Regions from separate parts of the Homo sapiens genome. Here region 1 is linked to region 2. A link is a loop called in an ENCODE intact Hi-C map of the cell type or tissue named here. Cell type or tissue: PC-3. All regions are shown on one strand.

Region 1 (5,000 bases), 74 kb before region 2:
AAGTTCGTTCAAATGATATTCTAACTTTTTACCACTGTCAGTTCATGTTTTTAAATGATGTGGGGGTGGGGGGCGGGGTGGGAAATAATAATGTGAGAAGCTACAAATCATATATTTTATAGGGGTTAAAAAAGTTCAGTTAATCATAGTCCTTTCAAGATTGATTTTCACAACTTATCTGGTCCCAGAAGGGACTGGAAATAGGAACTGTAAAATATATTAAGGAAGCCAGTCTTCAGCTATGCAGATCAATTAGACAGAAAGGTACCAAAAATCTTATGGTACAGCTCAGTTCTTTTGTGGGAGATGAGGAGTGGAAGAGGACTTCAGGTGGAGGGGCATTGCAAAGGCTTAGGAAAGGCTTTGGGATGACGGAAGCATTGTCCTGGTGGGCAGGCCCGCTAGAATACACCGCTCTCAGGTTTTCCCCAGCCCCCTTGACTGCCCTTTGCTGTCAGAGTCGGAAACATTCTTTGTTCAACTGAGGAATCTTCCAGGGAAGTGCTGACAACACATATTGCCTGCACATAGACAGAACACTTCCTGGTTCCTCCTTTGCCACATCGGTTTCGTGTGAATTGCCAAATGCAGGGAGAGGCAAGTGAATTGGACTGCCCCGGGCTCGCCATTCCTGGAGATCCAGCATGAATCATCAGGGGTCACTTAGGTGAGCAGGGTCACTTAAGGTGCTGCAGGATAAAGGACTTCTTAAAGGAATTAGACTTTTCACACGTGTGAGAGGAGCTGAGCAAGTACAGGTGTGTAAGGATGAGTTGGAGAATGAGGGAGTCATGAACCAGTCACAAAGAGGAGTTAGTTACATTCGTGACTAAAGTAGGACAGTGAAGCAGGGATTCATGGTGAGGTTACAAATCATTGTATCAGCAGCTCCCAGCCTGCCACTAGATACTGGCCTACAATATCTAGTGGTACAGCCCAATATCTAGTGGGCTTGGAGCTGCTATTGTTCAGCAGGGCCAGCAGTCTGGAAGAACTGGACACAGAGGGGAGTTTGGACAAGTTTTGTCTGTCTGTCACCACATATGACCCTGAAAAGATTTTCAGAAAGGAACAGCCACTGCCTCTCTTTTGCCTTTCAAATCTCATGCAAATTCCATTCTGGCCATCTCTAACCTGACTCCTGCAAGAAAAAGGACTTTGGAAAACAGTCCCCAGCTTAGATACTTTGACAGCACAATCTGCCACACAGAGTACTTGGCAGACTGAAAACATGAAATATGTGTGAAGCCCCTCTGACCAACATGACCAGTCAAGCCTAAGCTCTATACAGCTCCACAGGCTCCTCAGCTCACTGGTCTTTGACCACCTATTTTTATCCAAAATGGCATGAAGACATTGTCTTTCCCAGTAGCTATGGTTATCAGAATGTGGCAAACCTCAAAAGGAGTGTCAATACAGTGTCAATCACAAAATAATATTCTGTCCTCTCCAATTACGCTACTTCAGACTACCAGAAGGCCCATGGAGACACTCTTGTAGCTTCCATGGCAAAAACGCTGGATTCAGAAACACAATCCAGGCCTTAATTAGGAAATTATGTAAAATCAAGTGTTACCTGGTCTCTCTGCCTCAGTTTCCCTATATACAAGTTGAGAAGATGGAGGAGATGATTTCTAGGGAACTTTCTAGTTTGAACATTATATAATTCTACATCTGTGGCAACTTTATGTCTGGGGAGGCGAGTCTGCCATTTCATGCAGAAAATGAAACTCCACCAGAGAAAACCTCTGGTATGTGGAAAAGAAAAGGCAGTAGTCATCTTTTCTCATTAGCAGCACCAGATTCTGCTACCTCAGCTGGATGCTGTTTAGTCATCTGCAGTAATAACCTCCATTCCCAGCTCCAAGCTGCTGCGTGGGCCTAGACTGAAGTCTCTGTGGTTATGAGTCACAAGCCCATTAAAGCCAGGAATTGACACGAGACCTTGAAAGGCAATTTGCCTTCCATACCTAGCTTCCTAGGAACTGGTTTCTTCCCAAAGAGAAAATAGTATATGTGATTTATGAAATATCACATAGTATTTCCTCATAAGCTCATGGCTCTAGAAATGAATTCCTAATTCTCCAACTGGAAACATCTAGATTTTTGATTTTAGCTATTATTATCAGTTGTTGGATCCAGAGCTCCTCATGGTCCATTAAGTCTAGTGAATGCAGTGCTGAACAGAATACAGTCATTGATACAATCTACTTTTATCTGGGAAGTCTGCTGAGGCTACTTGTCCTTTTGGCATTTTCCCTTTGCTAAATGTTAAGGTATGGGTTCAAAGCAACAAGGCTTTGCAATATCAGCAAACCTCTAAGGGCAGTCCTTCACCCCCACAGGTATGCTCACCTTAGCTCCTTGCTGTACTACTAGATGTCTAATAAGTATTCACTGATGGTCCCCTCCCTGTTGCTACCACATGATAAATCAAGGAGGTGGTGCCAGCCCTACTTTCAAAGTACTAGAACCAGGTCAGCCTACACTCCCTAATTTCAAAGCCCGAGAAGAAGCAACACAATTTGCAGACTATAAAAAGAGCTTTGGGGATTGGATAGAAATGGAAACCCAAGTGGTATCTTCTGCAGAGCAAGCACAATGGGCCCCGGGGAATGGAGGGAAGTGGCTGCATGGACAGCGTTATTACTAAAATTTGGCCAAGGGAGATAAAGGGCAAGGCTGAGGGTGGGAGCATGATCCTGGGAATCCAAAATTAGTGCCTGAGAGGATCGAAGCACCAAAAAGAATGAGAGTGAGGGCCAAAGAGAAGTGAGGAAAACCACAAGGGTGCTGTATGGGATTTAAAGACACAGCAAGATATTAAAGATGTCTTCATCCAAGACATCCCAAGGGAAATGGAGAGGAGTGGGAAGGTTTTCTCAGAGTATCCATTTTCCTTCCAATTTCCCAGGAGAGGTGACATTTGTGCTGGTGTTAAGGGCTGAGTTGGTATGAGTTAGTGATACTACACAGGCTATGAAGCCAGAGTCTGGCCCAAGCAGGGCCCTACTCTTTATTAATTGTGTCATTTTAGGCCAACTGTGCCTCAGTTTCCACATCTGTAAAGTTCATTCATTTGAAAAATCTTTGCTGACCATTACAATATACCACACAGCATTATGGTGAATAAAACAGATAAATATTCCTTTTCCCTATAGCTTGCCTTCTAATGGATGAGAATACTACTATTACTACTAGTAATACCCATCTTATAATGTTGTCATGAAGATTAATTAGTGCATACACATCAAGCACATAAAACTGTGACAGCCCATAATTAATGCTCAATAAATGCTGGCTATTATTATTACTATGAGGTGGGCAAGCAAGCTGAGGCTATTTCAGTAAGAGAAGGAAAAGGATGTAGTAAGTGTGGAAATAGCAAGAAGTTAATTATGATCATAGTGGTGGGCACCTGGGGTAAAGATAAATTTGGAAAGTTGATCTGGGGACAACTGTTCCCTGGCCCTTGAGCCATATCTTTTATATCTTGAGAAGCAGAAGGGTTCAGGCTCTGGGGAGTGAACCTCAGCTCAATTACTCACTAACTTACATCACAGGTGACTCTAGGTAAGTAACTGGAGCTTTTTGTGCCTGTTTCCTCATTGGTAAAATGTTGAGATCTACGTCACAAAATCAAAGGGAAGATTAAGTGAGTTAATATTTGTGAAGCTCTTAGAACTCTGATGTCATAATTCAGGAAACATTTGATAAATATAAGCTGCAATTAATTATCCTCATTACTAGTATTTCTATCATCTTCCTCCACTCTCTAGTTTGGCAACATGTACTATCATAATGTGTTATTCTTGTTCTTTGCCTTTCCTGCTATTCCCAAAATAAGCTGCCAGGAAGTTATGCTTCTTCCTTGTACTGAGTCTTTCCAATACTTCCTTTCTCTCCCAGGGCTCCTTTGCTAGTTTAGGCCCTTACTCTTTGTTCTAAGGATACAGCAGCAGTTTCCCAGTTGGCCTTTTTTTCGTAAGCCATCCTTAACCCAGTCTGTTTTTCACAAAGCTGCCAGAGTAATCTTTCTCAAAGAGTGTTGTCCACATGTGCATCACTCTGTCTTGCCTATTGTACATCTTAGTCTTATTCTGGCATTCAAAACCATTTTATTAGCTCTACCATCCCCAACCATCACCACCACTATTCTACAACCTCCCTCCACCACTCCCAGGATGGCTAGTTCAAGTGCAAGGCAGAAAAAGGCATCTTGTCCTCAAGATATTTGACTGCCATCTGCAGCAGAGTTGTTGCTATCAGCCAGGGTCTCATCAGGAAACAGATGATGTTAAGTTGGGTAATTTAAGGACAGTTTAATAAAAGAACTACTTACAAAGCTATGGGCAGGATTTAGAGAAAGAAATAATGGGGGTATAGTACCTCAGGACTTGTAACAGTTGGAAACCATTATCACCCACTAGGCATGAAGATTCAAGGGCAGGGCACAGTCACCACAATCCAGAGAAAGGTAACTGTAAGAAAAGGGCTGTTTGACGAGAACTATGACATTAAGTAGAGGCATGTGGCCAAACCATGGTGACCCAGCAAAGAGAGAATTAGGGGGAGAAATACTCCCACCTCAAATTTCTTTTGCCCTCTCATCTTCTCTGAATCCAACCAGAAGTCAGAGAGCAAGATAGCCCATGGAGACAGTTCATACAGGGCAAGTTCTTGAGAAACAAAGAAGGGTAGAGAAGTGTAGAAGTGGATCAGGAGGAGTAAACAGGAGACATTCAGCATAATTGTAATAATAAATATAAATCTATGATGACCCTATAGTTTCACAACTGCACAACCAAACATAGCAGCCCTACCACTGACTTATGGCCATGCCTACCGCCACCTCTAACCAGTGTTACATTCCCATCCCCCTAACCTTCACCACCAGGGCCAAGACTTGACCCAAGGGAGGTTTTGTGCAAATTAGAAAAAGACACAGCTTTCCTCAAGATACTTGACTTCCATTTGATGGAAAATTATTGGAACATACA
Region 2 (5,000 bases):
ATGTACTCTAAATCAAAATAAAAAATAGTATAAAACCAATGATCACAAATACTCAAAAATGGTCCATGAGTTTAAGGCATTATTTGCAAAAATTCCAATATCCTTCAACAAACATACCTATGTAAACCAAGAACGCAGTAAAGAACATAAATAATATGTTTTATTTCATAAAAATGTCAGAGAACAAGCAAAATTCCACCTAAGCTTAAAGGTAAGGGGAAATAGCCGCCTTCATAGTTAACTCTACTGAGAACATGAAATGCAAATTTTTACATTCAGAAAACAGGGTGACTATCCCAACTAATAGGTACTTCTTATCAGTCTTCAAGGTTAGCATTTTTACCTTCCCATTAGCACGGTTAATTTTGTTCACGACTTCAGCAATGATGATCTTTTCTTCAATGGCATCTTTGAGTTTCTTATACTTGGGGTTCTTGTTGATTTCCAGGTAAGCCCCTTGGAATGGTTGCCCAACACTAAAGGAAAAAAATTCCTGCACATTAGAAATAGTTTCAAATGAAAGTACCACTAAAAAAAGGAAACAGGTCAGTTGATTCTAAGGAGTAGCTGACAACTTCATAAAAATTGATTTCAATTTATTTTATATATTACACTTACATCTGTCCTAAATATAAGTTGGAAATGAAACCTTAAACCTATTTCAAATACACTTTTGGGGTGATCATGGCATTTGGTGGGCAGGACTTTGATAATAATCTTATCACACGGAACAATCAAGACAGAAATCACTCATAAGAACAACAGCTAAGACTCAAGTACATGGCCTCATGTGAAGGAAAAGGCAATTTCTTCTAATCTGTTAATATAAAGTTAACAGCTGCTCACAAAGGATTTACTAACGCCTTCAAACAATATGTGGCAGTGAAAAGAGCTGAAATCATTACCATCACCTGCTCTAAAGAAAAATTTCATTTCTTGCAGAGAATAAGAAAATCAATAGGCCTTCTGGGAAAGAACAGATCCAGGGCAATCACTTTAGAAGAAAACTATAGAACACTTAATATTAACATGTAACTGTGGTTCTAAGTAGGCAATACAGATGGTCTCTGACTTGGTTTGACTTAGGGTTTTTCAGCTTTACAGTGGTGCTCATAAACCATTCTGTTTTTCACTTTCAGTACAGTGGTCAATAAACCACATGAGATATCCAACACTTTATTATAAAACAGGCTTTGTGTTAGATGATTTTGCCCAACTGTAGGCTAATGTAAGTGTGCTGAGCATGTTTAAGGTAGGCTAGGCTAAGTGATTGTGTTCAGTAGGTTAGGTGTATTAAATGCATTTTCAACTTATGATATTTTCAACTTCATATGACATATGACAACTTCATAAAAATTGACTTCAATTTATTTTATACATTACGCTTGCATCTGTCCTAAATATAAGTTGGAAATGAAACCTTAAACCTATTTCAAATATATTTTTGAGGTGATCATGGCATTTGGTGGGCAGGACTTTGATAATAATCTCATCACATGGAACAATCAAGATAGAAATCACTCATAACCCATATGATGGATTATCTGTGTGTAACTGCATCATAAGTTAAGCAGCATCTGTATATGAAAGGAGAATCAAGCCTCTTCTCCTAGAATATGCCTCTAAATGGACAGAAGTAACCAAAGCAAACATTCAGAATCAGGGCAATTTTTTTTTTCCCAAACAAACTAATTTTTGTAAAAGGTTAACTGTACACTTATCACTAAGATATCAATTTCCCTAAAGACTTGTCGGGGGACTCTTTCAGGACAGGTTCATCAAAGGCACCAAGGAAAAACTGCTGCTTCAAGGAATCTATAAGCTTCATTTTGAGCTACAAAGTTCTGGCAATTTGCAAATACAAATTTAAATGCTTATGTTGTGGGTGGAGGATAAGGGAAGAAAAATCCACGTAGGTGGTCAGCGTTTCACAGCTCTCAGGATATAAAAGGCCAACTCCCATAAGAGCTGCCACTTTGCAGGGTGGTGGGAGGCTAAATTATTCCACCTCTCTCACTGCTGTGGGGTGAGTGTGCCACTATCCCTGAAAACTGATAAGACTACCCAAAAAGGACTTGGCTTGAAGTTAACTTTTTTTGGTTCCTATTCAACTGTGTTTTAAATTATAAAAATGCTAACAGGCTTTTAAATTGTTTCCTCAAAGATGTATTTTCCAGCCTGTAGTTTCTGAAGAGTCATCCACAGGAAATGTTCATTAAGAAGGTTATTCCCTAATTTAAAAATGTATAAAAAAAAAGCTGAATAAAATTAGTTGCTGAAGCAAGCATACAGACAAATTCTCCTGTTTGAATATGCTTTATATAACAGGCACTTTGGACAACTTTGGATTTAGACACTGTGTTTGACTTAAGGGAGTATGTATCACCTCAAGTAGCCACATCAGCTAACCAATGAAGTTGTACAATTTAAAATATTTAAACCCAGTGAGTCTGGCAATGTATATTCCTTTAATCCTTTAAAAGGAAGATATTTTAAATGTGTATAAAGTCACAGAGAATATAAACATAATTTACGTAATAAATGTGAATATACTCAGCATATAATACATTCTTTCTTTGGCCATTCATTGGAAGAAGCTTAAAGTTGTTACAGATTTGGCTTGAAATTGTACAATCTACTTTTTTATAAACACCAGATGAAAATGGGATTAGATTGCTGGGAGGAAGTGATGAATGCAGGAGATGTAAGACTATTGGGATAAACAGTCTTTACCAAGGACTTCACTTGCTGAACTTGGGATTGGTGTTCCTTCTTTTTCTGAGTCCACGGTGTCTAAAATAAAGGAACTGAACGTGCTGTACAGGCCACAGAAGTCATATCCGTTGAGTTAGCAGACCAAAGGGCACCACAGACCAGTGCTCAAGCAACACTCAAAAAGTACTGTCCTGGCTCGCTCTTTCATTTACCTTACAAATAAGTTTCTGACCTTGCTTGCTATGGCAGGAAGACTGGAATGGTGATTAAAGTATATTGCCAACAGAAATTTGGCTAGTCTTTGAAAACTACGGAAAAGGAACAGGAATTTACAATGCAAACGTATCTTAACAGCCTATATAATTTTTATGTTAAATGACTTCTAATTATTTAGTAAAGTGTTTGAGCTAATGCTAATGGAGTGAAACCAACAATCGTAACCTCATTTCATTAAACTGCACTATAGAAGCCATAGCTCAAATAAATGTGTTTACATCAAGCTGATTATAAAATGATTCACAGAACTAAAAATCACTCATCTAAGACTGAAATCAAACACCAGGCAAAACGGCGTACAAATATACTTGAGAAACTTTTATAATCCTGAATTTTATGGGTAAAGCAAAGCCATAATACCTAGATGGGTATAAAGCCTTCTTGTCTTTGAAGAGTTCACTGGCTTCTAGTTTCTCTTCATAAATAAGTTTCTGCTGGTCTGTGAATTGGTCCCTGTATTTTTTACACTGTGAGATATGAGAAGAAAGAAACAAAACATCATTTATATAAATAAATTATTACTCATTCTTAAATATGCTAAGACAATTTATCAGCAACAAGAATAAGGGAGAAAGTACAAAACATTCACTAAAAAAGGCCAAAAACATTTTTCCCTTGTGGGTTTTAAAAAGTTTGTCTTGGAAAACGTCAGAGTATTATTTGTATTGCAGAACCTGGAATGCTTCTTCAAAACACACCAGGGCCTAGTGGGCACGGGCCTTGCAAGTACTATTTCCTCCCACTATGTCAATCCTTGGAAATCCTCTAGTCCTGAGGCTGTCACTCTTCTAGAGAGACTCACAGTAAAAATATTGTGCATCACAATCCACTAAGCACATTTCCACACACATACAGAGAAAACTGACACAAAAGCGTCACAAAACAATACTCAATCCTTTCTATATATTGTACACTCTGCTATTTTCTATTCTATTGCATTTTATTGAAAAACGCTGGTAGTAATCCACTAAATTGATTTCATGACCACAAATATGCTATGACAGTTTGAAAACCACTGCTCCAAATCCCCCCACTACCATTTTACAATAGGGATGAGGGACCTGAGATATCCCCTTTCACTCCATCCCTGAAGCTGCAATGAGAGGAGACAGTGGCCAGAGGAGCAGGGCCAGGTTTTTTAGATGAGCATTCCTAGAAATTCAGTTACAGGTGTGGTCAAGTGCTACTGAAATAATTGCATGAAGAAGTGTGAGCATTGCTGCTGACCCTTTCCATGGAAAGGCTCCCTTCAGGAATAAACAGCCCTCATCTCCCACCTCCAATCCAATGGAGGGATGGGTGAGATTGCAAAGCCAGGGGAGGGCAGAGGTGGTGCAGATCCCCAGCAATGGGAGCTCCCTGTCATTATTTCTGAAAACAGTTTCTGGGTTAGACTCAAGAAAGGAGACAAGCCATTAAGAGGTTCATGAACCTCGCCAAATTTGCTGTTAGAGAACAGAACTCAGAATCTAGTTCCTTATGTTGTATGGTACCACTTATCAAGCTAATCAGCAATAATGTCACTCTATACATAGATGATTCTAACAAAAAAACAAGCCCACCGTGCTGGGCAGGAAAGTTTCCTGGAGGATGTGTGTACTGAGCATTCATTTACTAAATACATGCCCTTCCATCTCATGATTTTATTACATCTGATAACTGCATATATTTAACATTCCACATATCAACTGACTAGGTTATCGAAGTAAGGTCAACATCTATACAAGTGCCCCACGTGTTCCATGCTGGGCAACATCTAAATTACATGCCATGTCCTCTTATACAAAATAAGAGAGCTAAAATAAAAGGCAGTATAAAACAGATTTCCAGCTTCCCTGTAATTTAGATAGAGAATGTGTTACTATCTTTAGGGACAGGAAAAAGCCTTTTTTCCCACCCATCAAAGTGTGTGTGTTCACATGTATTATCTGATTATCTGTTCTGTACATCTGATAAAGTAAACTCTTCAATTTGCAGGATTTAACTATGTTGCCTGAAGGTGTCCAAAT

The links. Hi-C counts contacts between places; a loop is a spot of excess contacts. Peaks named below come from ENCODE experiments on the same cell type or tissue, not always from the same donor. Only the 100,000 strongest peaks of a DNase experiment are listed, where the experiment ranks them.
Region 1: a loop joins it to region 2, with 2.5 times the contacts of the local background. A loop is called at or near these places in 3 of 110 quality-filtered maps.

The regions. Positions count from the first base shown.
Region 1 is chr2:191,483,979-191,488,978 of GRCh38, reverse strand. No RefSeq gene overlaps it. Among named protein-coding and RNA genes, the nearest start is that of NABP1, 190 kb to the left of the region's middle. In PC-3, no CTCF peak of the experiment used is centred here; a DNase peak (open chromatin) is centred at 1,878; H3K27ac peaks cover 769 bases.
Region 2 is chr2:191,409,524-191,414,523 of GRCh38, reverse strand. It overlaps MYO1B (myosin IB), which reads right to left. Exons shown (of 31, transcript NM_001130158.3): 27 at 3,352-3,458; 28 at 344-476; 29 at 1-7. Among named protein-coding and RNA genes, the nearest start is that of MYO1B-AS1, 170 kb to the right of the region's middle. In PC-3, no CTCF peak of the experiment used is centred here; no DNase peak of the experiment used is centred here; H3K27ac peaks cover 791 bases.